Regions from separate parts of the Homo sapiens genome. Here region 2 is linked to region 1. A link is a loop called in an ENCODE intact Hi-C map of the cell type or tissue named here. Cell type or tissue: ascending aorta. All regions are shown on one strand. Each heading gives the region's core, and the rest is flanking DNA. Links, peaks and the distances in the headings are about the cores only. Region 1 holds the start of PHC2 (polyhomeotic homolog 2). Region 2 overlaps PHC2 (polyhomeotic homolog 2).

Region 1 (16,349 bases), core at 4,703-12,702:
TTCATGTCTGCTGTGCCCTCTGTGCCTGAACAGCTCTGCCCTTTGTTTGTCTGGTTAATTTCTAAAGTACTTCAGAGGCCTCTCATCTAAAAGCGAGTCTCTACATGATTCTGTCCATGCTTTCTCTTTGGAGCACGAGTCAGTTTGTTAGTACATGTTTATCTGCTTAGCTCCTAATTTTTCATCTGTCTCTGCACCAAGCTGGACTCTTCCATGTCAGTTTGGTTCAGCATTGTATCCTCAGCACTTAGCTCAGGGCTGGCAGAAAGCTGTCACTCAATAACAATGTGCTGAATGAATGAATGACCATGTGAATGAATGAATGAAGTTAACTTCTCTAAACCTTATCTGTAAACAAGGATATTTAAAATATCTGACAAATAAGGCAGGACAGGAATGAATCAGAAAGCATGCCAAGTGTCCAAAACAAAGTTGTAGAGATCCTGGTGGTCCCTGCTGTGCCAGTTATTAACCCTTTAGTTGCTGGAAGCTGCAGAGGTCTGAGGGATCCTAGGGGAGGAACTGGGAGTGTCGAGGAAGGTTGGAGTTGGGCACTTAGGGGGCTTGGAGCAGCAATCAATAGAAAAATATTTTGCTACTAACAAGCACTTGAGGCTGTACTGGTGCAAACCAGCTAAATGTCAGCCTTGTCTGGAAAACGGAGGAACTGATACGTAACTAATCAAAAGAGGTGCTGGAGGAGATAACATAAATCAGCTCCATGACATGCTAGGAGAGGCAGGCCTAAAATAAGGAAAACACCAGAAGCTTATGTAATAGTAGGATGGAAACAGCTGTACTTCACCTTCCTGCTCCCCATCTTAGCCCCCAACTACAAGAGAGATAGATACATCCTAAGCACCAATTCCAGGTGTGTATGGGAAATCCAGCTCGATCTGGAAAGAGTATCAGTGTCTGAGGAATTGTGAGTATGAAGAAACAGAAGAGGCCCTGGGCATGACAGGCAGCAGAAGAGACTACGGCTCTCCAGAAGACTCTTCTTTGGCCGGGGAATGTTAGAAATAAGAATCCCTTCCATGAAAGCCTGGCCAGGCACCCAACTAGTATTCAAGACCTCAGGCAGGCCCTTTCCTCCTCTCTCTGCTTAAAGATCCCTGACCCAAAAGCTTATTAAAGTAGCAACAGAGACTCCAGAGCCGGGCTAGGGCTTTTTGGTTTTAAGACTCCAGACCAGGATCCCTGAATTTATTTCTCCCTTGAGCAACCCTTGGGAAACAGACATCTTAAGCACGGGAGGACCAGCTGTTGGGGATAAAGCCTGACTTCCAAGCATAAGGTAAAAACAAGTTATGTCCCCTACATCAGACTTAAGCACAAAGAGGAACTGCTATAAGGGCAATGGATGAGTTACAGAATCCAAGGCTGGAGATGGTGCTGGGCCCCGGGTTAGGGAAGCAATCTGGAATCTTAGTACCCTGAAAAACCCAAGCACTGACTTTTCTTTCTCACTGAAGACTGACTGGCTCTATTTTCTGGTATGCATGGTGGAAAATGTCCACAGCCAACCGCTCCTGCATTTATACCACCTCCTTTCCAGAGAGCAACCAGAGTCAGGCAGAATCGCTTCAAGGGCCTGGAGATGGGATATGATTGGTTTAGTTTGGGTCAGGTGTCCACTTTGACCAATCATGTGTGGCCTGGGATGAGGGGTGGAAGCACAGGTATATTTGACTGTTCTCCCAGCCTTCTAGATACAAGAGGAGCAAGGCCATTTCTAGAACAGGGATTCAGGGAAGGCAGGAGACAGAAGGTCTTTTGCATGTGATTTGTCCAGTGCCACGTAACTAGAAAATGCAATACCAAGTCCAATAGATTCCTATGTTTTTTCCATTTTGCTCTATTTCAAGGTTATAAAATGAAGGTCATTGTGCCTAAGGGACACCAGAAGTGAAGTCCAGAGCCTCAGAATCCAATAAGGGTTTGGAGAGCTAAAGGCAATGAGTAAAACAGTGCTTCCCAATACTAGCTTCCCAGGTAGGCCATAAACTGGGGAGAGGCTGGACGTGATGGCTCACCCAGTAATCCCAGCACTTTGGGAGGCTGAGACAGGCAGGTGGTTTAAGCCCAGGAGTTCGAGACCAGTCTGGGCAATATGGTGAAACCCCATCTCTACTAAAAATACAAAACATGAGCCAGACATGATGGTGCGCACCTGTAGTCCCAGCTACTCAGGTGGCTGAGGCGGGAGGATCACCTAAGCGCGGAAAGTCAAGGCTGCAGTGAGCTGAGATTGCGCCACTGCACTCCAGCCTGGGTGACAGAGCAAGACTTTATCTCCAAAACTAAAATAAAACCAAAAACTGGGCAGAATTATGTGTATCTAGCCTGGGTCCTGGCAGGTAGGAGTACTCAATATTTGGTTCTAGAACAAATGAACAAGTGAGTGAATGAGTGAAGGAAGGACTATGCTGCTAAGTCACTTGTAGAGCCTGGTAAAAAAGAAAGATAACAATAGTAAGCATTATTTATTGAGCACTTAGTATTTCAAAACTTTGCAGGTATTAAATCATCAATCTTCACATCAAACCAATGAGCTGAATATTATTATTCCCTTTTATAGATAAGATACTGAGGCACTGAAACATTAAGAAATTCACTCAAGTTCACTGGGCTAGTGAGAAAAACATCAAAAACCTAAGCAGCCAGGCCTGAGTGTCCACACTCAGCCACTGTATCACTGCCTCTCAAGATGTGAGCAGCTCGTCCCAGATTTAGGGAATCAGAATCTCTGGGGGTGGAACCTGAAAATCCGTATTTTAACATATTTCACAGGTGATTCTGATGCACAGCCAGAATCAGACCTAAAACTGTGCGTCTAAAAACTAGCAGTAAGCCTGGAGCCATATGGCGAGAATAAACAAGGTTATTTCCAGGTTTTCAAAGTTTATCTGATTATGTGAACATAAGGTCTGCGGAATAATGTTGACTGATTATATCCCCCTTGTGAGGGGGAACTTCAAACCCAGATCAATTACAAAGAACCCTCTGGGGACCTTCAAACAGAAAGCCTGCTAAGAGGACCTGCTTATGAGCTGCTTTCCCAAGGAGCTGTGCAGCGGCTAGCAGGCCCCCATCCTTGGGAGAGTCAGGACTGACTGTACCTGCCCTAGTTCCTGGACTTTGATCACCAGTCTGACCTCCTTCTCACCCCTGCTCTGATCTGACAACTCCTGCTGGGTTGACCCCATCTCTGACCCTGGCCTGCCCCAGTTTTCAGGCTCACTGCTCCAGACTGATATCTCACATCATGACAGCTCGAGGCAGGACAATATTTGTATCAGCCAATATTGGAATCAAAATACCATCTCTTCTAATGATGTAGTGGTAAATGGAAATTCCCGTCAAAACAGCTGTGACTTTGAGAGTGGAATTCAGATATCTTAAACCAACTCAGCACTGCCACTGAGCATGGGATATAGAAACAGTAAGATATAAATAGCCCTTGGTACTAACTGGAGCAATGTTCTTTCATTCATTGAACAAATGGTTATTGAGGGCTGATTCCACCATGGTTTCTGTATTAGCAGTGGGGACAAAAAAAGATGAACAAGATGTTGTCTCTGCCCCAGGGAGTTCCATTACACCCAATTTTGCTGTTGCACCCAGAGATGATGTTTCAAAGATTAGGCAATTAATTAGAGCAAGGAGAAGAATGGCTACAGGATTGCACTTTTAGAGAGGGCATGTTTCTAACTTTGCCCAAGGCTTCAAAGACCCTCAAATACTGGACCAACCTATGGAAGCTCAGGGAAGTTGGTAATGCGCCTCAGAACACAAACGTTTTTCAAAAACTTAGATCTGTCTATGCACCAAAGGTTCAGGTCCAGGGGGATTGATAACCTTCCTAGTAGTCATCAAAAGGGCTCAGGTCTGGACTTTGACATACCTTGTTTGACATACCTTGTTCTGTTCCTGGCTGTATTCTAACTTGATGTGTGATCTTAGACAACCCACATCCACCCTCTGGGCCACAGTTTCTTCAGACCTCATCTTTTCTCTCTGCCCAGCTCCTCAAAGAATATTTGATAAATGTTTGTCGAGTGAATGAATGACTCCCCAGCGTCCCTTCCAGCACTGGTATTGTAAGTCTGTGAGCTAGACACTTCTTTGGGAAAGAATGGAATTGGCCTAGAAGAGAAAGTTTGGCCCATTCTTGAGGGACCCTTGGTCACACTTCATTCTGTCCGTGTGATCCGCCCCTCATGAACAACCTCCCCTTTCTCTTCATTCCCTCCCTTCATTTTCCATCTCCTCTCCACTCTACCCCAAACATATTATTGTGGGTTGTGTCCCCCAAAAGGATATGTTCAAGTCCTAGCCCCCAGTCCCTGTGAATGTGACCTATCCAGAAATAGGGTCTTTGCAAATGTAATCAAGTTAAGACAAAATCATACTGGATTGGTGTGGGCCCTAATCCCATGACTGGTGTCCTTATAAGAAGAGGTAAATTTGGATACAGATACACAGAGAGAACGCCATGTGGCAACAGAGGCAGAGATTGGAGTGACACATCCACAAACCAAGTGATGCCAAGGATTGCTGGCAGCCACTAGAAACTGGGAGAGAGGCATGGAACAGATTTTCCCCCTAATGCCCCAAGAAGGAACCAACCCTGATGACACTTTGATTTCAGACTTACAGCCTCCTAAACTGTATGAGATTAAACTTGGGCTGTTTTAAGCCACCCGGTTTGTGATATTTTGTTAGGGCACCCCCAGCAAATACATCTATCCAAGGCCATTATTTGGAAATCACCCTACTGATGTATATTAACAGAGCCCTAAAAAGCTCCAGGGGTCCTAACATCTCTCCAAATGCACACTGAAGATGAGTCATCACTGTGTCTATTGTGGATCTCTGACACCAAGAAGCCTAACTCTCCCATGGGGAAAGGAGGGAGGCCTCCCACATTATTATTCATCAGAAAGAGGATACTAGGGGGTGGGGAGGAGAGTCACCAGCTGCTTTTATTCCCACCTGGGACAGCTCGAGAAAAAATGGACTTTTATCGCTATAAAAGGATGTCATAGTCACTTATTTTCACTCATTCAGTAAATGTGTATGGAGCACCTACTATGCCCAGTGCTGGTGGGTGACCGGAAAGAGTGTATATATGGATGGGGGAAGGATGCTAAAGAAATGTAACACACATTCCCTGGGTCCTATGAGCCAAGCTGGAGTAGGAGGCATGCATGTAGCGTGGTGGGTTAATAGCATGGACTTGGGAATCAGATAGTCCCAGCATAGATCCTGGCTTGGCCACTGACTTACAGTGTGATCTTCTTGAACATGTTACTTAATCTCCCAGAGGCTTAGGTTTATTTTGAGGATTAAATAAAACGATGTATATAGCACAAGGCCAGGCTAAGTGCTCCATAAATGTTAGTAATTCTCATTAATGTAGAGCAAAGATGTTTGCCAGAAACAACTCAGGAAAAGAACAAGGTGATTTTGATGAGGTATGACCTCTGTCCAGTTCAGGCCCTCATCACCTCTTGCCAGACACTATCTGATTGAGTGCTCAGAACAACTCTGGGAGGAAATTAGTCTCATTTCACAAATAATGAAACTATGGCTCAGAGATGTAAAATAACTTGTCCAAGTTCACAGAGCAAGGAATGTGGCAGAGCCAGGTGCAAACCAAAGTTCCCAAGCACATGTCTTCCTACTCCTGGGCAACATTTATATGCCAGTCAGAAGGGGGTTGGAGGGCAGGCAGCACATCAGAGAGGGCCTAGGGAACTTCACTTAAGCTGCAGTGTCTTCTATAGAAAGTACGTTGCTTGTACTGGATTTATACATTTATTCTTGTTTAATTAGCAAATACATCTCTAGTGTATACTATGGGGTGTTCTAAGCAGTTTATGTTAGTAACTCATTTCATCCTAACAAGAGTCTATAAAATGGACACTGTTATTATTTCCATTTTACAGATGTGGAAATTGATATGCAGGGAGGTTAAGCAAGTTTCCTAACATCACATAGATAGTTGAGTAGTAGAAGCAGGATTCAAATCTGGATCTTTGATTCCAGAGACAATGCTCTTAACCAGTGTTCTATTCTGCAGTATCTTTTTGTCAGGGGGTAATAGGTTGGCTGTTGGAGTGTGCACATATGGGGAAGTGGGGAGGATTAACACCACACACACAAACACACACACACACATACACACACCACCCTTTGGTGCTATTGCTGCAATAAGACCATGAGTCATTTGACCCTCTAGGGTGAATGGCAGGATGGGGGCTGTTTAGCCCTGGGATTCTCTGAGTCAACAACTTCTCATCCCTGGCCCACTTCCTGAAAACTCTTTGCGCCTCAGCTTTGGAAACCTTTTGAGCACAAAAAGCTCATTTCCTGTGGTCAGGAAGGATGGGATGAGTTCCTGATGACAGCTCATCTCCCTCATTAAGGCGCTCATAAAAGTGTTTCAAGGAGCCTGACTTATGACTCCACTGTTTGTCAAGATCCCCTTCTGCAAGGAGCAACTCCAGTAATTTGGTGCTAGGAGATGTGCAAGAGAAACCAGTTCCTTTGAGTGCAGGAATTATTTATGATCCCAAGAAGAGAGAATGTCATTTGGAGAGATAACAAGCCTTCAGCAGCACAACAGGCTGTTTAATATGCCACGAGGGAAGGAAGGCAGCTTCAGAATTCCAAAGCTAGCTAGGAAGCCTTGAGATATTGTGTACATGTGGGTTGTCTGTTCCTAGGAAAACTCCTGGGATAATAACAAAAATGACATTAGCTATCAATTATGGAGGGTTTATCCTTGGGCCGGGGCCTATATATGAAACGTTTATATATATATATATATATGAAACCGAGACTTTGGGAAGTTAAGTGTGTGTATATATATATACACACATACAGTAAGTCATTAAATTCTCACAACATTTCTATCCTATTTTACAAATGAGGAAATTGAGGCACAGAGAGTTTAAGTAACTTTCCCAAGGTCATACAGTCAATGAGTGGCCAAGTCAGGATTTTTAACCCAAGCAGGTCTGCTTCTATGTTTGTGCTCTTAAGCACCAGTCATGTTTTAGGAGGAAATTGGGTTTTAAAGCAGTCTAGGAAGGTGAAATGTACGTATATTCAAAATTACCTTTGATGATCCCTTTAAATGTCTATAAAGTTTAGCACATTTAGTTTGAGGCACAGAGCCCTGTCCAGTAATCCATAAATATATTAAAGTTAGAGAACCATGGCCAGATGTGGTAGCTTACACCTGTGAATCCCAGAGTTTTGGGAAGCCCAAGTAGGAAGATTGCTTGAGGCCAGAAGTTCGAGACAAACCTGGGCAACATAACAATTACCCGGGTGTTGGGGTGCATGCCTGTAGTCACAGCTACTCCTCGGGAGGCTGAGGCAGGAGGATCACTTGAACCCAGGAGTTCAATGTTATAGTGAGCTATGATCACACCACTGCACTCCAGCCTGGATGACAGAGCATAATTCTGTCTCTAAAAAATAAATAAATAAATAAAATTAGAGAATCACTGAGCTAAACAAGTCTGTACACAGATGTTTGTGTTTTTAAACTACTGTGCCTTTAGCTAAACTATCAAATCCCTAAGGTAAAAATGGAAAGACAGGCATAAGCCGGACGCGGTGGCTTATGCCTGTAATCCCAGCACTTTGGGAGGCCAAGGCGGGCAGATCACCTGAGGTCAGGAGTTCGAGACCAGCCTGGCCAACAAGGCGAAACCCTGTCTCTACTAAAAGTACAAAAATTAGCCGGGTGTGGTGGCAGATGCCTGTAATCCCAGCTACTCAGGAGGCTGAGTCAGGAGAATAGCTTGAATCCAGCAGGCAGAGGTTGCAGTGAGCCAAGATCGCACCATTGCACTCCAGTCTGGGTGACAAGAGCGAGATCGGACTCAAAAAAAACAAAAAACAAAAAACAGACAAACAAAAAAAAACAAAAAACAAAGGAAAGACAGAGAATTCTACAGTGCCCCTTACCTACCTGGTGACTCTATTCTCTTAATATATAGCCTCTGTGACCTTAACACATGTCACTTGTCACAAGGTATATTTGCTGTGGGATTAAGACGTAACACCATCATATCTTGAGAGGAGACAAAATTCTATTAGAGAAGGGATTCTAAGTCCAATCCTAAATTAAATAAATCTGATACAATGAGACTAGCTTTGGGGGCCAGATAAACCTGGATTTGAACCCTAAATCTGCTACTTACTAGCTGTATAACGTTGGGCAATTTGCTTAACTTCCCAAAGTCTCGGTTTCTTAATCCATAGAATGGTCACAGTAATTCCACCATGTTGAGAAGACTGAATTTAAAAGTTTCTAAAGTAATGAGCTTCAGTATAAATCAGTGTAACTCAGCATTAGCTCTTAATAGCTGTTTGACCTAAATTATGTCACATGGCCTCTCTGAGCCTCATTTTCTCTCCTTTGTAATACAGGCATAACTATTCTGCCTATTAATCTCAAAGGTCACTGTAAGGAAACAGTAAAACGCTGTACAAATTATGTACAAGGATTTTCTCAACTGCACAGCACACCTGAAATTGTGAGGAGGTGCTAGGAGACCCCTGCTGGATTTGAAAAAACTGGCGATTGTCCCGGGTCTGAAGTCAAAAATGATCTTAGATCTCCACTTTTGCCATTTAATGTTGTTGTATGATCTTGAGCGAATGATCTAACCTCTCTGAGCCTCCACTTTCCCTACTATCTAGTGGGGTTAATAGGACAGACATCACTTTCTGCAGCAAAGTGTTAAGGCACGTGGTAAGTGCTCAATAAATGTTGGCTGAATCTGGATCTCTCTGGCTGAGACAAATCTCTCCATCCGCAAGGTGGGAAAACTGCGCGTGGTCGCCATGTGGCGCTCAGGTAGAGGAGATGCTCCCGGGGGCACCGGGCTCCGGCACCTCCCCACTCCCCCGCCCACCCGCCCGTTGCCATGGCCACCGGTTCAGGCTGGGAGCAGCACTAAGGCGTGTTCCGCCCAATCCCCGCCCTTCTAGGGTGACCATTGGCTGGAGCGGCCACGTGACGCGCGCTGGTATGCTAATATATGGTAATAGCGCCCTCGCCCCTCCTCCGCGGGCAGCGTCCGAGCAGCCAGCAGGGTGCGCGGCGCCGAGCCGAGGGGGCGGGCTGAGGGGCGGCCCCCGGGAGAGAGCGGCCAGGTGGAGGAGGAGCGCGGAGGCGACCGCAGGTAACGGGCGGGCGCGTGCGCGCTGGGGCCAGCTCGCGGCTGACGGGCAGCGCGCGGGGGACACCGGCCGCCGCGCTGCCGGCTTAACCCTTTGGGCACCCAGCTGTCACGGTCGGGCCGGAGCGCTCGGCCGGGACGGGCCGCGCGGGGCGGGGCATTGCCATGGGCACGGACAGGCGGGCGGCAGGCGGCCTGACCCCTGGTCCGCGGCGTGGGGCCCGCGCTGGGAGCCCGCAGTCCCGGCCGGCGACCGGCAGAGCGCGGCGCCCCCGGGCCGGGAACGCGCAGCGAGGAGGGCTGCGGAGAGCCTGGGGCCGAGGCTTGCCGGGAACGGGAACCGGAACGGGAACGGGCCAAGGTCCCGTCAGTGACTCGCTTTCTCCGGGGACCGACCCCCCTCCTGCGGAGAGGCCCGCGCCGCGGCAGCCCGTGGTCTTGCGCGGCCTGCGCCTGCTCCGCTTGTCCCGCAGAGTGCGGTGAGACCCGGGCGTCGGGCCTGACCGGGGCGCCCGCTCCCCAGCCGCGGCGTGACAGCGCAGCCGCTGGCACTTTCGGCCCAGAGTCAAGCGTGGCGTGGGGGGCACCAGCAGAGGGAACCGGGGGTTGCTGGAACTGGGAGGAGAGAACAGTCGTCTAAAGGAAAAGCGGGCCCCAAGGTTGGAGAAGGAGGGATGCCCTAGAAAGGCGCTGGTCCCTTGTTTTCTGTGCTGAGTGATGACCTGACACCCATGGGAAAAGGTCGCTGCTGGACACCTGGATCGGGTCTGTCATACACGGAGGAAGCGGCTGTTCTACGTGAGTGTCTAACAAATTTCTTATAAGGCGAGGTTTAAATTCATCTTCCCCCCTCCCCAGGTCTGCTACAGAAGTGTCTTCTTGTAATTATCCCCCTCCCCCAATTCACTAAGACTGGTGGCAGCTTTAGGCTCACAGTGTAATTTAGCTTTTGCGACAATAGAAATGGTAGGAGGAGAGATGCGCCACTGATACTAAGCTTGCCCTGGGAGTTTCTTGGAAGTGTGGGGTAAAAAATATTTCTATCACCAGTGGGGATGAAAAATCGGCTAATGCGCCCGTGATATCAATAGAGTTTCTTTTGTGAGTCTAAAGTCGTTCCTTCTAAATCAAGAGAAAATGCGGTTACAATTGAAAAGTACCAGAAACCAATTTGATTTTGCAAGTGAAGTGCAAATTCCACTTCCACGTTGCTCTTGATGTCTTTTATCACCCAACAACAAATACTTGGCATATGCCAGGCACTCTGCTATGTCTTGGGGATGCAAAGATGAATAAGATAATTAGTCCTTGTCCTGAAAGAAGTGGTAGGAGAAACAAATGAAATTGCTAGTAAAAGTGATTAACAGCATAATAGATGTGAATGCAAAGGGCTTTGGAAGCACAGAGGAGGGAACAATTAGCTGTCTGAGAGGACCAGGGAAGGCTTTCCAGAGAACACATTTAAGCAAGGTGTTGAAGGATAAATAGGAGTTTACCTTGCAGAGAAAATTGGAAAGGACTGAAAAGGCAGCCAAAGCGGGGGAACAGCGAATGCAGCCACATAAAGAATATGTTATCTCTAGGGAATGGCTTTCTATTGTAACTATGGCTTTTTTTCCTTCCTCTGTAATGTAACTTTCTAAAAGTAGCCTAGAATTTCTTATTCCCAGCACAGTTGTCCAGTGATATTTTTCTTATTGTTTTCTCCCCCATATTTTCCCCTCATCAGTTTTTCTGAGCCTCATTCCTGGTCTTTGTCACCCATATCTTCCCAAGTAAGGGTCCATCATGTGGAGGTTGAATAGGAGTAGTTTTCAGTTGCTCCAAGGGAGAGGGCCTGAAACTGGGCATAATGTTTGGCACTAGAGGCAGCATCTGAGAGGGGCAAATCTAAATCATACAAAAAGAGAATACATGACCATAACTAGGGAAGCAATGCTGAATGTCAAATTTGTGAGACCTGGGGAAATAAGTAGTAAGATCAGAAGCTGGAAGGATCTGGATTAAGAGAGGATTGGAGTGTGAGATGGGTCAGGGCAAGTAGTCCAGGATTGAGACCATGAATCGTGCACATGCAGCTGAGCCCACTGTTGCATGGTGCCAGCTGTGCAGAACAGCGGTGGATCTGCCAGACTGGGCCAGGCCCTCCATAGGCTTTCCAATGCCTCCTCCTTTCTGTTCACCCTCCCTCCTTACTATTATCCTCTTCTCTTCATCCCAGTTTCCACCCATGTCTCATGCATTGGGCTTCTTTTAATGAGGTCTTAGCTAACAGAGCAGAGAAAATCCCATTCTGCTGTCTTAGCATCTATCTCTAGAACTATAAATAGTCCATTTAACCTCATTAGCCATCAACTAGCCAGCCTATTTTTACTTCCTGATCATTTAGAAGCTGAGCAAGGTTGGGCCCAGAGTAGCAAAGTGGACCTCATCCCCAAAACTCTTCTAATATTTGAATCAGATAAAGGCCTTTTTGCTTTGCTTAGACCACATTTATTTTTAGAATGGATTATGGTGAGTTTTTGGCAAATTTCCTGTTTTGAATTATATTACAGATCAAGTCGTGTAAAGAAGGTGTCACTGGGGTGACATGCTTAATACGGTCTGCTAAGATTGATGATACTGTAAGTGCTGGAAAATCATGGGCGGTATTTAAGCAATCTTCTCAGTCAGTGTATTTACTGAACACCTGCTTGTGTGCAAATACTATCCTGTATTTGTGATGTGGAGGAGACAGGAAAATGAGAGTGGTGGTGTAGTATGGGGGTTATTCTCAGCTAAACAAAGATTTGGATCCCAGTTCTACCAGGTACTTGCTACATGACTTTGACTTCAGTTTCTTCATCTGTAATAATGCCACCTACCCAATATAGTTGTGAGGACTAAATGAAATCACAAATGTATAGCAGTCATTTAGTACCTTTTTGAGATGCTTAATGCGTGGTATTATAGGAGTTGAGAAAAGAAAAAAAATGGTGATAATTGAAGCCATATGATTAGCTGAGTTCACTGCTGGTAACAGCATAGAAATAGAATAGAGGATGAAGGACTGAAGCTTGAAGATACATCCCACATTTAGGGAGGGAGGGAGAAGGCATGGAGTCCGTATGGTAGAAAATAAGAAAAGAAGCAAGAGAACCATCTAATGTATTTATCCAACAAATGCATTCTATTCACCACCATTTGTTGTGTACCTGACAGATGCCAAGGCCAGTTAGACACGCTATTAACCATGAGAGTGTAGTATCACAGAAGTCAAGAGAAGAAAAAGTTTTGAGCTGCAGAAATTCGTCAGCAGTTTGAAATTGTACAGAAAGAGTGGGAAACATTCATTATACTTAGTAAACAGAAGGTCATTGGTAACTTTTTGAAAATGATAGCTTCAGTAGAGTGGCGGGGGTGGCCATGGGGATATGAAAAGCCACATGAGAGAGAACTGTGGCATGAGATGCCGATAAGAAGTGGAGACAGCATGCGGATCACCTTTTGTATGTTTGGCAATGAAAGGAAGAAAAGAAATAGAAAAGTGATTAGTGAAGGCAGCACAGTCAAGCGGAAGATTAATTTTCCCTGTCTGCTTCATTATTTTCGTTGACCTAAAATATTATTCTTTTTATTTCATATCCTTAATAGCAAGTCAGCAGTTCATTTCTTAAACTTACTGCTTTGATAACTACCTGAATGTTTCACTGAACAGTAATAGTGTAGCTGTCGTTTATTGAGTGCTCACTATGTGCTAGGCATCGTGCTAAGCTCTTTGTATACATTCTGTTCATTATCCCATTTAATCTTCCCAGCACCAGATTATAACCACACAACCTCTTGGCAGCACGGAAAGACTAAGTAAATTGCCAGAGGTCACATAGCTAATGAGTGGCACAGATGGGATTTGGATCCAGCTCAGACTCTAAAGCTTTCCTGAAGGATCATGCTATACTGTCTCTGAAGTCAGGGCCAGCTTTGTGGGTATGCAGCCTGTGCAGTCTCCCAGGGCCCTGTGTTTAGAGGGGCCCCATGCTTGGTTTAATACTCTCTTGTTGCTGTCTTGAAATTCTTAATGATTTTTAACAAGGGGGTTCTACATTTTCATTTTGCACCAGGCCCCACAAATTATATACCCAGTTCTGCCTGAAGGTATCTGTACTACCTCCTGAGGGTATCTGTACTACCTCCTGAAGGTAGGAAAGCATTTTGTGCTGTGGCCTTTGGTTTGGGTAGGTGGCCTAAGTCCTTGCTATGTCATGCTGCACAATCACACTTTCCTATGGTCCCCTCATTTTGGACTCTGTGAGTTTGCTGGTGTGAAGGGCAAAAGGAAATGCCCAGTCAATATGAAGAGAATAGAGAATAAAGAGGCAAGGAATTGCTTACTTAGACTGACTTCTGGAAACTCATCCACCATGTTTTGAGGGTATTACTGGAGAGAGTTATAGTCCTGATGCTATTGTTACTCCCAGTTTAAATACAACACAAGTTCATTTCTATTCCTTTTGTAGTCAGGTATACCCATTTGTTCATGGGAAGATATGGAGACCATTTTTCAACGTACTGAAACAGAAATTGGAGTGGAACAGGTACACTACAACTTGTCTGCCCTCATCTGGTGCCTTTTTAACCACGTTGATGCCACCCTTTGACCCTCAAACCATGGACCCCCCCCCAGCAGCTTTGAACCCCACTGGTTGCCACCATTGTCTGGAATGCTTCTGTTCTGTCCTGCCTTTGTTGCTTACTCTGTTCCTTCATCTACCCACATGAATCATGAAAAACAGAAACTTCTATTTTCTCTCATTTTTGGCTTTAGGAAAGAAATAGGAAAGTGATTAGTGAACTGAGAACCAATTAGGTTTTTCTGGGTTTCATGGTTATGGTTCTCTCAGAAACAATTTTTACTCATCCTCTTGCTCCTCTCACTTCTGGTCTCTCTGAGTAATGATTTGACCAAGTCCTGACATCACTTGACACTTACCACTTGACCAAGTCCTACGCCAACCAACCTGGATTCCTTTGTGGGGGAAATCAGACAAGACTGAGATTGTGTTGCCTCCTCCCATTACCTGTCTCATCCCCGTTCAGAGTGTTTGTTCTCATTTTCTATGCCCAACATGGACCAGGTAAGCCTAAGAAAACGTGAGAAGAAAAATATGAAGAGATGTCCAATATAAACTGCAGTATACATCATGAAACACAGTTTACATGGCTGGGCTGGGTCTTCTCCATAGTCTCCTAGTTATGCTGTGGCATGGTCTCCATAAGGCACTGTAGTAGTTATCCACTGCTGTGTAACAAATTACCCCAACATTTACCAGCTTAAAACAAAATTTTCTACTTATCTTTTAAGACTCAATTCAAGCATTACCTCTCAGAAGGCATTTCCCAGCTTGCTTTTTAAGAATTAGTAATCTTCCTCTTTGATATTTCTTCGTACTTCAGCATCTCATTATAGCATTTACCACATTGTTATAATTGCTAGGGACCATGTCTTTTTCATACCCTTAACTTCAGTTCCTAAAACTATTTCTTGAATGTCACAGATGCTCAGTAAATGGTTGTTAAAAGAGCTTAAGAATAACTCATACCTTTATCGGCTTTCACTTTATTCTTTATAAAACGTAGGTATATTGCAAAGTATCCAGCCTTGTTTCCTGTGATAGGCTCATATATCGTTGTTGAAGGTTAAATGTAAAGAAACGTTGTATATGTCCAAGACTGCTTGACTTGCCAACTTATCTACTCCAGTGAAGACTTCTTGAATTTATCTTTATCTATAGGTCTCTGTGCCATTCCTAGTCTGAAACCAATTCTGGCCCTTATAGGAAATTATACAGTGAGCACCCCTAGTCCAAAGATACTTGGTTCAATAATAAAATCAACATTTGTTCACTATTCAGATATTTGACTCTTAAATTTTATGAGGGTACATCTGTGTCTGGCTTATTCACTGCTCTTTTCCCGACACCATGCCCTAGTAGCTGCACAGCAAATACTTAGTGAATGAATTAATGAAACTCAATTCTTGATAATTCATGTCCCATTCCTGTTATCCAGGTCCTGACCTCTGATCACCCAGAATCTTAGGCCTGATTCATCATTTCATGTGACCCAGACTTTTTGTTTTGGTCCTTGACTTTTATCTTCCAGGGCCTTATTATGGCTGGATAAGAATCTGACTCCTTGCTTACTCAGAACTAAAGTATCTCTTTGTTTCTTGATCGTCCTAACTAATAATATAGGCCAGATGCCCTTAGAAAAATATTATTTTCTCTACCTGAAGCCAGAAACATTCCGAATACATATTAAATGTATTTAAAAATATTTAAACTGAAGATAATTACATTCAAATTTCTAAAGAAAGTGAACAGGCCCTTTGAGAAACAAGTTTTGGGCAGAGACCAGCGTCTAAAATTTTGTGAGTCTATTAGAATGATTAACTTGTAAGCTTCAGCAAATCAATGCAAATTAATTTTTATACCCACCAGTGAATCAAAGGAGGGGAGGGAATTGAGTGAGTGTGTAAATATGGTTGCTAGGGAAACTTTTCCTGACAGAAGAGAGAACCTCGCAGGAATTTTTACAGGCCCACAGAAGCAATGTAACCTGATCTTTCTCTGTTCTCTTTCTAATGGGGGAAGAAAAGATGTAGAAACCATGGGTACAGATAAAGGTGGCTTTAGACTTTTCAAGAGACTTGAGGAGTAAGTTCTCCAGAACAAATGATGACTATTATAAGGCACCCGTTCGTTTTAAGGAACCATCTGGAAATGAATCTATCTCTAAAATAGTATTAATGAATCAATCTCTATAATAGTATTAATTTACTCAACAAATATTCAGCACTTTCTTTTTTTTTGTTTTTTGTTTTTTTTGTTTTTTTTTTTTTTGAGACGGAGTCTCGTTCTGTCGACCTGGCTGGAGTGCAGTGGTGCAATCTTGGATCACTGCACCACCTCCGCCTCCCAGGTTCAAGCGATTCTCCTGCCTCAGCCTCCCGAATAGCAGGACTACAGGTGTGTGCCACCATGCCCGGCTAATTTTTGTATTTTTGGTAGAGATGTGGTTTCACCACGTTGTCCAGGGTGGTGTTGAACTCCTGACCTCGTGATCTGCCCTCCTCGGCCTCCCATAGTGCTGGGATTACAG
Region 2 (16,349 bases), core at 6,599-14,598, 50 kb after region 1:
TTTAGCATGTGGACCTCGCGTTAGGACCTCACAGACTAGACAGGTGGATGAAGAGGCAGCAGTCTAAAGAGAGCATTTGTGTATGTGCATGTGCATGTGTGTGTGTGTGTGTGTGTGCACGTATGTGTGCACACAGCTGAAGCACCTAGTTCATTTTCAAGATTGTGTCCTGAATAACAGTGTGCAGAGCCCTGGCAAGTACACAGCCACACCTGGACGCTTCCACTGGGTAATGAATATCCATGAAGACCGTTAGCACTTTCCTTTCCCTCTGTGCTAGCCCCAGGTGGCTTTCTCGCCTCTAACCTCCCTTATCTTGCCTTCCTTTTGAGCTCCCTAGCAATGACCCTGCCCTTACACTAGAGCCTCAGTTGCAATACAGCATACTTCATTGGCTTGCTACAATCCCAGCCAAGCTAATTGCCTTTTGCCATTCATTGTCTGCCAGATTAACGACTCCTCATGTGTCTGGTTGCCCATCGCCTCCTCTGAGATTCCTCTGTGTACTCTCTCTGGCTTGTCTTTCCCTTCTTCTGTCTCCTCAGCTCAGCCTCTCTGAGCTCCACATCTGAATTTTTAGAAGGCATTTAATTTAAATGATAAAATAGAAGCACTGCCTTTTTTTTTTTTTCCTATCAAAGGGAATAGTATTAGGCATGATGCAGAGGGGACCATTTTGTAGGAGTGGTAAAAAATATGCAGATGTATCAGAAACAAGGCAGAGTATGTGCCAATAACCAAGACTCAGAAGAAAAGATCTTCCCAAGCATACAGTCCCGTACAGTGATTTGCTGTCTCCAGTGGGTGAGCCTAACAAGGCTCAAAGCTCCTGCCCGAAAGAAAAAAGCCATCACTAACGTACAGTGGCTCAAATCCCCTTTCTGAGTACATGTACTAAATGGAATGAACTTGATGCTCTGCAAAGCCTTTAGGACTTGAAGTGCAGATCATCTTCCTCTTCTCCAGTGGCGACTTTCATTACCTTTTAGTTCTCAAACATTAAAATAGAGCACAATCTCTGTTCCACTTCTGCTTCCCCACCATTCTCCAAGACAGTGGTTCTCAAAGTGTGGTCCCAGGACCAGCAGCCTCAGAAGTCTGGGGATGGGTGAGGCCCAGCATTCTGTTTTAACAAACCCTCCAGGTGATTTTGTTGTGTGCTCAAGTCTGAGAACCACTGTGGACCTGAAAATTTGCATTTTTAATAAGACCTCACTCTTTGAAAATCTCTGCTCTAAGAATAGAAAAGAGGGGACAATGTGTGATGAGAAAGATCTCATTCCACCTAGAAAGCCCCCTCCCCATTTCCGAAGTCCCAATCGAACCTGTCTTTAAAGATCCACCCAAATGAAACTTTAGCTGATGCAAGTGAAAGTTATCCCTTGACAGCTTCCTGCATTTCAGGGGTGCATAAACCAAGGGCCAAATCCAGGTCACAACTTGTTTATGTAAGTCCCTCAAACTAAGAATAGTATTTACATTTTTTTAATGGTTGGAGGGGGTGAGGAACCGAAGAAGAATGTGCAGCAGAGACCATATGTGGTGTACAAGGCCTAACCTAGATACTCTGTCCCTTTACAGAGAAAAAAAAAAAAAAAATGCTGACTCCTGTTATATTTATGTGCTTTTCTTATTTTTCCTCTTAAACTGTTAACTTCTTAAAAATAGAGTCAATATCCGAGTCATGTTTGTATTGCATTCAGTACCAAACATATAGTAATTGTTCAATAAATATGGGAAGGGGCGGATGGTGGTGGTTGGGCAGCTGACAAGTGTTGTGGGAATCCAAAAGAGATGGACTTTTATACTTGACCACTTTGTGGCTGTCCTATCCATAAAATAAGAACAGTGTTTTTCTCCACCTTAAGTAGATGATGAACATCCAGAAGTTCGTACTAATGGAATTTACTCTAGTAACTAGATGGTGAAAAGCAGTTGGGAGCTGCCCTGCATCTTGAAAAACAAGATTAGTATTGAAAATGTCCATAAATGGATAAGTTAAAAATAAGCAAAAAGCTTAAAATTTCAGGTGGATTTCTGATGTCCAGTAAAAAGTTTTCACAGAATTATATGCTACCATGGTTAAAAGAGCCCCTAGTGATGATGCTGCACGAATTCCACCTGCCCCATGGTTGCCCAGCCTCTGCTTGAACCCCTCCACCGACTAGGAACTCACTTCCTCACAGCCAGCCCCACTCTACTTTTTAAACAGCTCCAGTGATTAGGAAGCACTTTTTTTCTATTCAGTTGAAATCTATCTTCTTATAATTTCCACTCTGTAGTCCTAGTTCTGCATACTTTAATTTGAAAATTAGCTACCTACGTTTCATAAATATGATAAAAGAAGTAGGGTAGAGTTATGCTTGACTGGAAAGAATGGGAGGTTGAGGGGGACCTATCCATTTAGATAATTTTCCCCTGCAAATAGGGAACAGGTTAGAAATACAAGAAGCTAAAAGCCAAGATGTATGCTAACAGAGGAAAGGCAAACTTACGAGTATAAAATGGAATAGAACATTCCAAATACGGCAGGAAGCAAAAGGCCGGTGGTCACAGTAGATCACAGGCTGACCACAGATGTGCATGCTATGTTTCTGCTAGAAAGGAATGTTAATAGCAATTAAAGGCTATTATTTGGGGCAAATGAGGGTAAGGAGGCCCCAGAGCTAGGCCCAGGGGACTCTGGAATTGCTTTGTGATTCCAGAGCTATGAAACAGCTGCCAGGACAAGTTGCCAGGGCAGAAGCAAGCAGGAGGAAATGTCCTGGGAAGGGCTGGGCCCTTTAAGTGGTGGCTGGGCCAAAGCAATGAGGCCTTCAAAAGGGAACGGTCCCAAAGAAGATGGAGGAAAGGAGTAGAGAAAGGAAGCTGGAAGTTCAAGTTATACTCCTGTTTATAATGTAATGTAGGCTTAAGATTAATCCAAACACCCTGAGAACTGATGAAGCATTGCATGAACAATATCCCCAAGAAGAATGTGTGTTGAACATTCACTGCTCTGGATTTCTAAAATGCTTTTACTGCACAGAGCTTGGAGTTGCGTGGGGGATTGAATCTAGTAATAGCAATCACCAACTAGCTTCGTCTCTTTCGCACCCCCCACACCCTGCCAAACACCCACCACATGCACAACCCGTGGCTTACGTCTGTCCTGGTTGTCACTTCTTCCAACTTCATCTGTAGGTGAGGGGGTTTTTTTTCTTTCTTTCTTTTTTTTTTTTTTTTAACAAGAACATTTCTTGGACTTGAGAATGGGGCTTTTGGGAGCCTGGTGGAAAGTTTGTGTCCAAGCCAGGACTAAGAGTGTAGTCAAAAATTGTAAGGGATTAAAAACCCACATGTTTGAGAATCTTCCCTTCTCCACATTCAAGGCACTCCCACGTTACAACCTGGACATGAGCTCCAGATTCAGACTATTCTGATTTATGCCACTTCATAGTTTTATGATCTTAGAAGTTACTTTACCTCTCAGAACCTGCTGCCTCATGTAATCACTGATCTAAAGCAATGCTGGAAGGATTAATCAGGCAGAGGAGACTTGATCATGATAGAATGATGCCCATTCTGTGCTGCACATGGTGCTGGGTGTTTTCTTTCTACGTATTTTTTAGGTGCTTGCATTTTCTTATTTACTTTTCCCAATAACTCTTCATAATTGCTGTCACTGGGCTGGGTGTGGTGGCTCATGCCTGTAATCTTTGGGAGGCCGAGGTGGGCAGATCACCTGAGGTCAGGAGTTCGAGACCAGCCTGACCAACATGGTGAAACCCTGTCTCTACTAAAAATACAAAAAATTAGCTGGGCGTGGTGGCGCATGCCTGTAATCCCAGCTACTCGGGAGGCTGAGGCAGGAGAATCGCTTGAACCTGGGAGGCGGAGGTTGCGGTGAGCCAGGATCGCGCCATTGCACTCCAGCCTGGGCAACAAGAGCAAAACTCTGTCTAAAAAAAAAAAAAAAAAAAAAAATTGCTGTCATTAGCACTGTTTCCCAGATGAGGAAACAAAGGCCTGTGGAGGTTAAGTAACCTGTCTCAGGTCTTCTAGCTGGGGCAGAGACAGGAATCAAGACAGCTTTCTCCAACTATGAAGCTCCTCCTCTTTCTTATAAATTATATTGCCTCTCTGAGCTTGTGCCCAGCATGTGGTGGGCATTCAGGAAAGGTGGGCATCCTCTATCCCCTCTCTCCTGTGGGACAGTTGTTTTTGTTTTGTATTACTTTTCAATTAAATGATTGCAAATGATTTTGTAAACATTGCTAACAGGACCAACCTTATGTGTAGATAATATATGTTGAAATACTTATGAACAGGAAAGGCCTACAAATGTTAGACATGCCCTAATTATTACTCAGAGTGTGATTTCAGGGATACCAGGCAGGGCCTGAGAGAGTTCTAGTTGACACATTTGCCTTAGACTGACGCTGCTGCGGGAGATGACTCTTGTGAGATAGGCTAGTAAACAGAAGGCTATGGGAGCCAAGTGAACTTCATAAGAACTGACTGGCCCAGAGAGGCCTGGATCGGAATAAGCACAAGTAATTCTGCCTCTTGTGCATGGACTTTGAAACCTGTGTTTCCGATCCTACACCTGCCATTTGCTAGCTCTGGGGCTCCGATAAGTTACAGGGCCTCTATGAATCTCAGTTGTCTTGTGAGAAAAATGAGGAAGTAGTGTCTGTACCAGAGGGTGGTTGTGAAGAATAAATGATATTATGTCCCTGAGCAAGCAATAAATGGCAAGAATTATTATCATTTACCAGTGGCTGGCCTGAAAATACTGGCCTCCTAATGGATAAAAGACCATCTACATACCTAATTAAGGCCCTTGTGATGGGAGACACCCCATCTATCCCTGGCAGTCTCTCTTTAGAATATATCAAAGAGCTTAAAGCCCCATTCCTTTAGTCTCCTTATAGGAGATGTAAAGGGAAACTCCAAGGGAGGTAGGCTGTATCCTTGGAAGAAGCTCTGGGGGGAGCATGCTCAGATCTTCACAAGAAAACAGGGCACCCCGTACAGTCACTGCTTCTCTAGGGCACTCTCAATGCTAGTGTTCATGAAAGTCAGCAAAATCCTTGACCCCAGAGTTACAAAGAGTTAAGTGGTACCTGTAGGGCCACTGGTAGGCCTAAGATACAGCCCGATTTCAGGGGTGGAGGAAGAGAAAAAGAAGGCCAGTAAAAAATTTCTAGATAAGTTTTTAGGCCCTTGAACTTTATTCTGAAAGCCTGATAATTAGCCACTTCCCATGATCCCTGTGTTGGCCTAGTCATACTTGTCAGGACATAGCAGCGGCAGAATGGCCAGCATACTACGGTTTAACCATCAGGCCAGTTCAAGGCTGAGCAGGAGCAGGAGAAAATGGCCAACTCTAGAAATAGTAGCTGTGTGTATGTGTATGTGCACATGCACATGTGTGCTGTGTGTGCACTTTGTGTATGTGCTGTGTGTGTGCTTTGTATGTGTGCAGGGTGTGTGTGCGCACACTGTGATGTGTGTGCGCACTGTGTGCTGTGTGCTTTGTGTATGTGTTATGTGCACTTTGTGTGCACACTGTGTATGCACTGTGTGCTGTGTGTTGTGCTCTGTGGGGAGATTTAGTATGGAGAGATTTTGTTTTTAAGATGAGGTCTCACTATGTTGCCCTGGCTGGTCATGAACTCCTGTGCTCAAGCAGTCTTCCCATCTCAGTTTGGGTAGCAGGGATTACAGGTGTGCGTCACCACACCCAGCTTGAAAAGATTTTTATAGGGATCTTTTTTTTTTGAGACAGAGTCTCACTCTGTCACCGAGGCTGGAGTACAATGTCATGGTCTCGGCTCACTGCAACCTCTGCCTCCCAGGTTCAAGGGATTCTCCTGCCTCAGCCTCATGAGTAGCTGGGATGATTATAGGCGCCCACTACCACGGCCGGCTAATTTTTGTATTTTCAGTAGAGACGGGGTTTCACTATGTTGGCCAGGCTGGTCTTGAACTCCTGACCTTGTGATCCACCAGCCTTGGCCTCCCAAAGTGCTGGGATTACAAGCGTAAGCCACCGCACTCAGCCAGGGGTCTTTTTTTTATAGCAGTCTTTTTCGTGACCTTGGTACTGAGATTTCTATGTATAAATCCCCAAAATGCATACCCTTACAAAGGCTAAACAAGGAAGAGCTGACTGAGATTATAACATAAAAAAATTTACTCTGGGCCGGGCACAGTGGCTCACGCCTGTAATCCCAGCACTTTGGGAGGCCGAGGCAGGTGGATCACCTGAGGCCAGGAGTTCAAAACCAGCCTGGCCAACATAGTGAAACCCCATCTCTACTAAAAATACAAAAATTAGCCGGGTGTGGTGGTGCAGGCCTGTAATCCCAGCTACTCAGGAGGCTGAGGCAGGAGAATTGCATGAACCTGGGAGACAGAGGTTGCAGTGAGCCGAGATCATGCCACTGCATTCCAGCCTGGGCGAGAGAGCAAGACTCCATCTCAAAAAAAAAAAAAAATTTTTATTCTGTTACTAGACCCAAGAAAGTTACTAGACCTGAGAACACTGTGCTGACTATAACTGGCTTGGATAGTGATCTTATTATAGGTCTCTGTTGCCCACAGGGCCTGAGACCAGCCGGTCTCAAAATCTAACTTTGAGTTTATTGAAGGAAATGATAGTATCTTTTTTCTCTGAGGGAAAAAAAGTCAACTTCTGTCCTACCTTAATGTACTCTCTTTGTAATCCATGCTTAAGCTGTGCTGGATGTTTTAAATGCATTGTTTTACCTATTATTTAAAACCAATGAAGTCTGCACTCTTGTCCATTTTACAGAGAGGCAAATGAGGCGCAGAAAGGTTACGTAACATGGCCAGGGTTGCATTCCTGTATGTAAACCCTGCCCTGGCAATGTTTGCTCATTTTTATGGAGTAGAACGTCTCTCCCCTTTTCTAAACTCTCTCTCATGATACTTTGCCTTTGTGTGATTTTTGTTTCCGAAATGCTTTCTCCTATTTATGTTGTTTCATTTTCCGGAAGCTCTGGGAGGTCGGGGTAAGGTATTATGATCTCCACATAATGCTGCTGCCTAGCTCCCACCTAGTCAATGTGTGACTGGGTCTAGTCCCAGCCTTTTGGCCAGGACCTTCTACATCTGCTTTTTGCAGTGACCACAGTCCCACACCCATCACTTCAACACCACTCATCTTTCATTTCCCCTCTCCATTCCCAAATCAAAATTTACATGTCCTAGGCCCTGTTGAGAGTAGCCATCTGGACCCACAAATTTGAGTAAAGGTGCTAATGGCTACTAATAGTTTCAAAGGTCCCTTCTCAGATAACATGGTATTTGCACAGTGTGTTTCGGTATTTTAACCTTGGGTTCCTCATCAGGAGGTGAAGAGCTTCCCAAAGAGCTTCAAGCTTTATTCATTCCTCATTTAACAAAATCTTACTGTTGCTGGCTCGGCACCATGTTAGGCATTAGGAATCTAAAAATAATGGAATCACTACCTAGTAAATAAAATCAGCTGTCCTGCTATGCTATTAAAGTTCAGAAGAAGGCACCAAATCTAGGCTGGGGTACAAAAAGGAAGTCCCTAAGAGGAACAGACGTTATAGCTGAACTGCAAAGGGTGAATGCGCTCCGGCCAGGGAGATGGAGAGTGAGGGGCCTGGGGAGTGGCCCAGGCAGAGGGAAAGGTCTGGGCAAGGGGTGAGACAGCATATGACTAATTCTGGAATCAGCTGTGTGGGAGCACGTGGTAGGCAATGAAGCTGGAGAGAAACAGGAAGATCCCTAAACAGAGTGCTGCCAACATTTTCTTTCCACGTGGAGGTATTTTGAGGTTTCAGCAGGGAAGAAACTATGTTTGGTAACTCTTCCCATCTCAAATTCTAGCCCCTTTTTGCAGGGACTTCATTATGACCATCTTATGGCATCAATGATGACTGCCCCTTTTAAATCTCATATTCAAATGGATAGTGGGGCCCCTTAGAGCAGTGGCTCTCATGCTTCATCAGCATCAGAATCTCCCAGAAGGCTGTGAGAACACAGGCTGCTGAGCCCTGCTCCCAGAATTTCTGATTCCGTAGGTCTGAAGTGGTGCCTGAAAATTTGCATTTTTGGAGAGTTGCCAAGGGACCACATTTTTGAGAAGCCTTGCCTTGGAGCATACAAAGCCATGATATTAACGAGGCTGTTTTTAATGCCTTTGCACCCTTTTTTACCATTAGTTTCAGTTGACCTTTTTAGGCTGGTCAGGTTGAGTATTAGGCAGCATAATAGTTCCCTAAGGCCGCCTTAACAAATTACCACAAACTGGGTGGCTTAAAACAACACAAATGTATCATGTTACCGTTCTGGAGGCTGGAAGTATGAAATCCAGGTGTCGGCAGGGCCATGCTCCCCCTGAGTCCTTCCTCGCCTCTTCCTAGCTTCTGGTGGCTGCAGGTGTTCTTTGGCTGGTGGCAGCATAGCTCCAATCTCTGCCTCCATCTTCACGTGGCTGGCTTCTCCCCGTGTGTGCCTGTTTTCACATGGCGTTCTTTTATAAGGACACTGCTTATATTTGATTAGGGGCCCATAGAAGACACAGAATATATTTTGCTCTGCCTTACAGCAGTGAGTCCAGGGCTGCCCAAGTCTAGACAAACTCATCCATCCCGTCCCCAAGCATTCAGCATCTGCACAGTGTGGCTTTCACTGTACATCCCTTCCAAAAGACAGCAAATCCTTCTTTTTCCTCCTCATATTCTTCAACCAACCAGCACCACCTTGTTATAGAAATACTTGATATAACCTGCCTTTTATAAATTAGGAAGAAAACAGTAAGGTTTCAGAAAGTTTACTCATTTAAATTTATAGTGTTTTGCATCACAATGAAATCATTCTGTTTGGATTGCTAGGACTATATGACCAGCTTTAATTCCTCATCCTTCACTTCTATTTTTGTTGGCCTTCATTTACTTACTTTGGTTTCTAGAGACACTAAAGGTGGCAACATGCAGAGGACAGGGGAGAGGGAGGGACCTTTTGAGATGGTTTGAGCTGCATCCATTTGGACTGCTCCCAGTGAGTCAGTGGCTTCAGACTGGAACAAATCAGGACACTTATGTTCATGCAGCAGCCGAGAGGTGTAAGGAGGCCTCCCCCAGGTCCCCTAAGTCTAGGGAGTCTGAATCTTCTGTTATTACTGCCTTATGCCTCTGGCGGAGGGGCATCCAGAAAGGAGAAGCAGAGCCACAGCAAAGGAATATGTTCACCCATCTCTTCAGACTCTCCATACCAAGCCGCCTCATGATAATACCAGCAGCCACGATGGGGCTGACGAGACTTCTCATTTCCTGCCCAGCTCTGATTCCATTAGGAAAAACCTCACCCTGCCTTACCCCAGGGCTTTAGGCTAGATTTGGAGAGAGGTTTTCAGTATCCTTCCCCTCTGCTTTCCCGGAACCTCTGTCACAGCTGTAATCCACAGCAAATGGATTTCCCTGACACTGGGGACAAAGGCCTAGTGTTTCGTAGACTTGGCGGCTCCTGGGAGGGCAGAACCATCAGCGTTTCTCCAGCTGCTGGTCTCAGGCCCTGTGGGCAGCAGAGACCTGTAATAAGATCACTATCCAAGCCAGTTATATTCAGCACATCATTCAAAGTGGCCCATTGCAGTTAGGAGGGGAGAAGTGACTTAAATAGGAATCATAGCCCTTCAGAGCCCGGGCTCATACAAAACCACACAGTGAGTAGGAACCCAGAGAAAAACAGACTTCTAGTTCTTGATGTTAGCCATTAATGAGATTTGGCTGTGATTTATAATGGGAGTCCGCAGGGATGGGTGGCCTTGGGGAAGAAATAAAGAACTAGTTGGAAGAGAAGGAAAGAATAAGAGTAGGAATTAAAAGGAAATTGAAAAGGGGTGGGTAGAATACTGAAAGCCTAGATACTGTGAAAGTTTAAGGATTCAGATTTTCTAATGTGGGTCACCAGAGGGAAGGATGTAAGGAGAGTCCACAGATGCCTCAGTAGCCCTTACTGAGACTGCAGAATGCCTCCGCTACTCTCCAGCAGCCAGAACTTTGAGCGGAAGGAAGGTGTGAAGGGGGAGATATGAAAGCTCTGGTTCAAAAAGGGGAACTGTAGAAAAAAAAGTTTTAAAGCTGTTATATGGGTCCACACTTACTAATTATGTTTTCTTCCAACTCAAGTTCCCTTCTACTAGGAGACCAACAATAAAGTGACATATGGCAGGACCCTAGCTTCTGGTTTCTCTGCAGGGCAAACTTCACCTCTCTCGTTGATAAGTCACCACCACCATGCGGGCAGGAGGTTTCCTGAGGTGCCTTCCATGGTACTGGATGAGAATCAGGGGAGCCATATCACCCCAAGTCACTTACCTCCCCCACACTGGGTCTCCGTTCTTGCATAGAAAAAACAAGGGAGATTATGGTAATTTTTGATTTCTCATACTGGTTGATGGATACACAAGCATATTATCCTTTATATATATATTACATAGAATATTTTGTAAGTATAAATGGACATTAATTAACAATTAGGGAATTAAATTCAGAGATATCAGTTCGTTTTCAACTGAAAATCTAGTATGCTTTGACACGGACTTCACCCAGTGTGGCTGAAATAATGGCTCAAGGTGAAGTTGCAGAGAGGATCATGGGAAGCGCTCTGGCTTTGGAGTCGGACTTGGTTTTGAATCCCAGTTCTATGATGACCTTACATAAATTGCTTAGATATATTTCTCATTGACAAAATTGGGATAATCATACCTATACCATAAGGGAGGTCATAGTATCTATGATAGTGCTTGACAAGTAGTAAGTGCTCAATAAATAATCACTATTATTAGTATAGACACCATTGATGGAAGGTACTGAAGTGAAATCACAGGTGGCTGATGTTTTAAACTAGTTGGTGAGAAATTTGTGGATGAGGTAGAGATTAAGCTTTCAGATGAGGAGTAGGATGGAGTATGGTGCATTTCAAGCAATTTTATTCAACAAACATCTATGGAACGAAGCACAAGGTATTATGGGAAAATATGACATGATCCCACCCCCAAGCAAATCACTTTCTTGTAAGGCTATGTTGTAAGTGCTAGGAGACAGGCAGGCACAGAGTGCTCTGGGAGCAGCCTTTAAGCTGGATGGCTTAAAGGAAGACACTGGAACCTAATTTGAAGGAAGCAAGAGGAGAAGAGTTGGGGGGGTTGCATTCAGTGCATATTTCACAGGAGAGACTCAAGTTGTTTTGAAGATCTAAGGAGTTGGTTACATGAAAAATTGAAGGAAGGCATTTCAGGGGAGGGGAATAGCGTGAGTGAAACCACAGCGGTAAAAACCACAGAGGTAGGAAGTAGCAAGGCAGCCAAATTCCAAATGACCTGGGCACCTTGGTCATAATGCTGAGACCAGAGAGAGTGCAAGTGTGGAAAATGAGGCCAGGAAGGCAAAATGGGTCAGATCATGGAGGGTTTCACATCCCACATGGAGCAGCTTGTGGGGTGGGGGCACTGGGTGGGCCCAAGAACAGAGGTAATTCAACACATGATGCAGGGACAAATGGATATTCACATGCCCAAACATGGAATAACATATGACCCAGAGATTTCACTGCTAGGTTATACCCAACAGAACAGAAGCAAGGACTTATATGCCGTGTTCATTCCATTGCAACATTATTCACAATAGCCAAAAGGTGGAAACCACCCCAGTGTTCATCAACAGATGAACAAACACAATGTGGTGTGTATGTAGGTATACAATGGAATACTATTCAGCTATCAAAGGGAAAGAAATTCTCATACATGCTACAACATGAATGAACTTTGAAAACATTATGCTAAGTGAAACAAGCCAGACACAAAAGGACAAATATTAATATGCTTCCACTTAAATGAGCTATCTAGAACAGGCAAATTCATAGAGAATGAAAGTAGATTAGAGGTTAGGGGATAGGCAGGGGACAAGGGGGACTGAGGAGTTATTGCTTAATGGTTACAGAGTTTCTGTTTTGGGTAATGAGAAAGTTCTGGGAATAGATGGTGGTGATGATTGCACAACAGGTGAGTGTAGTTAATGGTACTGAATTGCACACTTAAAATCTAGTCATATTCTGAACTTTCCTTCTCTATCCTTTACATAAGTGATTGAGAGAGAGAGCAGTCAAGAGAGTGAGAGAGCACACTTGAAAGACAGCCACAGCTATCAAAAGTGTGAGCTAGAACAGAGGGTGCAAGCTGGGGACAGAGAGCAACATGAGCATGCACTATCCAAGAAGTAAGAGAGAGTGTCTGTGTGAATTGAAGAGACAGACCTGCTGATCAAGCCTGGGATGGCAGATGCTCAGGGAGGGGGAGACTACAAGCGACAGGAGAGAGAGCTGGAGCATGTGCAGCAAGGGTGCGGGCACTTGGGAGAGCCACGGGGAGCCAGAGGCAGGAGACTGGTCAAGGGCGAGCAGCCCAGGAGGCAGCAAGAAGGTCGAGTAGGGGAGAGAGCTCATTAGAGGGAAACGGAGCTACCAGTCTGGATCAATCACAGCGGGGCAAGAGGGCAAGAGTGGGAGCAAGAGCGAGGGGGAGGACGTGCTCGTATTCCAGAGAGCCAAGGCAGAGTGAGGGAGGGTGAGCACACTGAGGATGGGCCCACCCAAGGAGCAGCTCTGAGAAATCAGTGGTGAAAGGGAGCATGGGCACAGGTGTGAGAGATGGCAGGGACCAGGGGCAGGGAAAGAGTGGGAAAACCAGGGACTGGGGAATCAAAAACTACTGACACAGAAAAGACACGGGTGGTTGGGGGTGGTAGTGGGAGGAGGGGCGGGACAGTGGGTGGGGGGATGGTGGGGGGCGGGGGGGATGGTGGGGGGACAGGGGGAATGGTGGGAGGGCAAGGGGGACAGTGGGCAGGGGAGACCGGGGGGAAGGGGGGGACAGGGGGGATGGGGGGGGCAGGGGGCGGTGGGGGGGTGGGGGGCAGGGGGGCAGTGGGGGGGTGGGGGGGCAGGGGGGCGGTGGGCGGGGAGACAAAGCCTAGAACTGGAGAGAGAAGAAAGGAAAGGCATGCTTGCCCACAGGAGGAGACAGGCGACAAGAGTGTGGGAAGTGCACTGTGCCCACGTGCCCAGGTTGCTGCAGTAAGTCTCTCTCCCCTGCATGGGGAGCAGTGGCTGTCCTGGCCTGTACAGTTTTTCTGTAAAGGAATGCCATGCTCCCTCAAGACTTTTGTCTTATTTCTTAACAAGATTTGAGTGTACACTCTCCACAGTGTCTGCCCTAGCTGCTACAAAAGGAAAAAAGAAATAGAAATGATAACCCCCAAACTGAGCAGTACTGGGGAGATAGCAACAGGACATTAATGATGACTTTGGCTTTTTGCACTAATCATGCTCTCATTAATGTGAAAAATTATATTTTCTTCCCCTCTTAAATGGGTATACTCTACAAGCAGAGGACTGAATGTCTGTGATGGGATGACAAATAAATATTATTTTTCCATGTAGGAAGGAATGGGTAGAAGGAACAGCCTCTACACAGCCTCTGTTCTAGCTCATGCTTTTGATAGCTGTGGCTGTCTTTCAAGTGTGCTCTCTTACTCTCTTGATTGCTCTCTCAATCACGTGAAGGATAGAGGAGGGAAGGTCAGAATATGACTAGATTTTAAGTGTGCAATTCAGTATGATTAACTACACTCACAGAAATAGAACTGAGACTTGATCATCCAGGATGTAGATTATTCTACCCTCTTAATTTTCTGCCCTATTTTCCCATTTTATTTTTTATATTTATAAGTACTTCAGTTGAGATTTTCCAGTGTGTAATGAAAAGCAAGAAATGAAACCCAATTCTGGCCAACATTTGGGAAAAGGGAGGTGAGACTTTGAACTAAGAGAAGATGTTGGGATTCTGTGAGGTAGTCTGTGTTTGAATGGAACTATCATTTACTGATTTGTTGCTTGATGATCCTTATAATTTCAATTGCACCTCACCTTTACAATTAGTTTTTCAGTTTCTGTGAGATCAGGAATTATACCTCCTACCACTTTTTATGCAGCCTAATTTTCCCTCCCTAGAACATAAGATAAAGTGGATTTTGACAGCGCCAAGACATAGGAAGTACTTGTTGACTTTGCTGCTTCATTGATTCCTGCATCATCATTATCATCATAAGCATCCTTAGCAAGTCAGTAGCCATAATAAGGCCCAGCACTGCGTGCAGCTCAGGACAAAGGGAATTAATTCATGGACAAGCACCTTGCTCTATGGCAGTAAAAGCAGACATATGAACATAAGGAAAAATCACTGCTTAAAGAGTAAGGTCAAGAGTGCAGCTTGCAGGCTGCTACACTGCCTTGGAAATCATAAGCAACTTGCTGCCTGCCACCTGGGAGTGGCTTGGGTTTCCAGACTCCCAACATTCCTGTCTTTTAGACTTTACCCACACTTTTTTCAGCCCACAGTGAAATTCCCCCAGTCTGAAGAAGGCAGCCTGAGCAATGATAACCCTGAAACTGAGCAGTATTGGGGAGATAGCAGCAGAATAGTAATGATTACTTTGGCTCTTTGCACTAATCATGCTCTCATTAGTATGAAAAATTATATTTTCTTCACCTATTAAATGGGTATACTCTACAAGCAGATGACTGAATGTGTGTGATGGGGTGACAAACAAATATTATTTTTCCATGTAGGAAGGAATGGGTAGAAGGAACAGCCTCTACACAGAAATGAGGATTTTTAAGAAAAGCATGGAAAAAGAAAAAAAGAGGAACTTAAACTCAGATCTGGGTGTGCCTCTCCCACCACCCTTTCCTTCTTTCCCAACCCCTCTCCACTGCCAAGCACACAGCCTCAAGGGAAGGTAGAATTTCCAGTTCTGTATTCAGACCATAGGATGGGCCCTGAAGGAATTTATGGCCCTCCTTACTGACTGGGATAGGAGATTCCAGAAGGTTCTGCCATTTCTGTCTTAGGAGAGACCCTATCTATTGGATCTGGGCAGTGTGAACCAGGCCACAAGAGCCAGTGCTTACAGAGCACACAGGATATGCTTGGCACTCTGCTGAGCACCTTTCATCATCACTTTTCTTTATGTTCACCACAGCCCATATCCTGTCACATCTAATTGATTAAGAAACAGGTCAGACAGGTGTGACATGCCAGGATTTCCTGGCTAGAAAGTGGCAGAGCCAGGACAAAGCCAAGTCTTTCTGATTCCACAACCTGAGATTTTAACCAGATTGGTCAGTATGGTACCCTGCTAAGCGTTAGATCCAGAGGGCACTCAGTAAGTACATACCTAATAAAGATAGATACCTCAAACACACTTGAGCTCTTCTGGCTTTGAAAACTAAACTAAATAAACACCTCAGTTTATTTGATTGCCTTCTGGTTTTGTCACCAGGCTGGAGTGCAGTGGTGTGATCTCAGCTCACTGCAACCTCTGTCTCCTGGGTTCAAGTGATTCTTCTGCCTCAGCCTCCCAGGTAGCTGGGACCACAGGCGCACACCACCATGCCCAACTAATTTTTGTATTTATAGTAAAGATGGGGTTTCACCATGTTGGCCAGGATGGTCTCGATCTCTTGACCTCGTGATCTGCCCACCTTAGCCTCCCAAAGTGCTGGGATTACAGGCATGAGCCACCGCACCCGGCCTTCTCTGTAGATTGTTAGTCCTGCTTCTTTCACTAGGTGGCTGTATAAATATGGACAAATAGTAAATTCTCTGATGTTCAGTGTCCCCACCCCAACGATGAAAAGGCTGATAGGGTGAGAGGTGATCCATGAGATCACTGCTAGGGAGAACGTTATAGGAAGTCTGCCTCCTTTCCTAGTTTTGCTTCCTCTGGCAAAATAAACAGGTCATAGGCTTTAGAATCAGCCAGACCTGATCTCAAATCTCACCTAGTGAACCAAGTCTGCCCTGTCCTTCTGAGGGCAAGTGTGTCTTAAGACCTCAGTTCCCAAGTGGTCGGGCATGGCGGCTCATGCCTATAATCCCAGCACTTTGGAAGGTCAAGGCAGGTGGATCACTCAGGGGCAGGAGTTCGAGACCAGCCTGGCCAACATGGCGAAACCCTGTCTCTACTAAAAATACAAAAATTAGCTGGGTGTGGTGGTGGTCGCCTGTAATCCCAGCTACTCAGGAGGCTGAGGCACGAGAATCGCTTGAACCCGGGAGATGGAGATTGCAGTGAGCCGAGATTGTGCCACTGCACTCCAGCCTGAGTGATAAAGCAAAACTCCAGTCTCAAAAAACAGAGACCTCAGTTCCCAAGTGGCCCCACCACAGACTGGAAAGCTGATGTATATACTGCATAGTCGTCACCTGGTATCCACTGAGGACTGGTTCCAGGAACCCCCTTGGA

The links. Peaks named below come from ENCODE experiments on the same cell type or tissue, not always from the same donor. Only the 100,000 strongest peaks of a DNase experiment are listed, where the experiment ranks them.
Region 2: a loop joins it to region 1, with 2.1 times the contacts of the local background. A loop is called at or near these places in 36 of 110 quality-filtered maps.

The regions. Positions count from the first base shown.
Region 1 is chr1:33,423,839-33,440,187 of GRCh38, reverse strand. It overlaps PHC2 (polyhomeotic homolog 2), which reads left to right and starts at 9,093. Exons shown (of 15, transcript NM_001385109.1): 1 at 9,093-9,212. RefSeq lists a silencer at 8,890-9,409. In ascending aorta, for the core only: CTCF peaks have their summits at 8,826 and 9,106 (motif pointing right); DNase peaks (open chromatin) are centred at 6,267, 9,047 and 9,687; H3K4me3 peaks cover 1,884 bases; H3K27ac peaks cover 692 bases.
Region 2 is chr1:33,375,936-33,392,284 of GRCh38, reverse strand. The region is part of intron 1 of PHC2 (polyhomeotic homolog 2); the gene reads left to right. Among named protein-coding and RNA genes, the nearest start is that of PHC2-AS1, 34 kb to the right of the region's middle. In ascending aorta, for the core only: no CTCF peak of the experiment used is centred there; no DNase peak of the experiment used is centred there.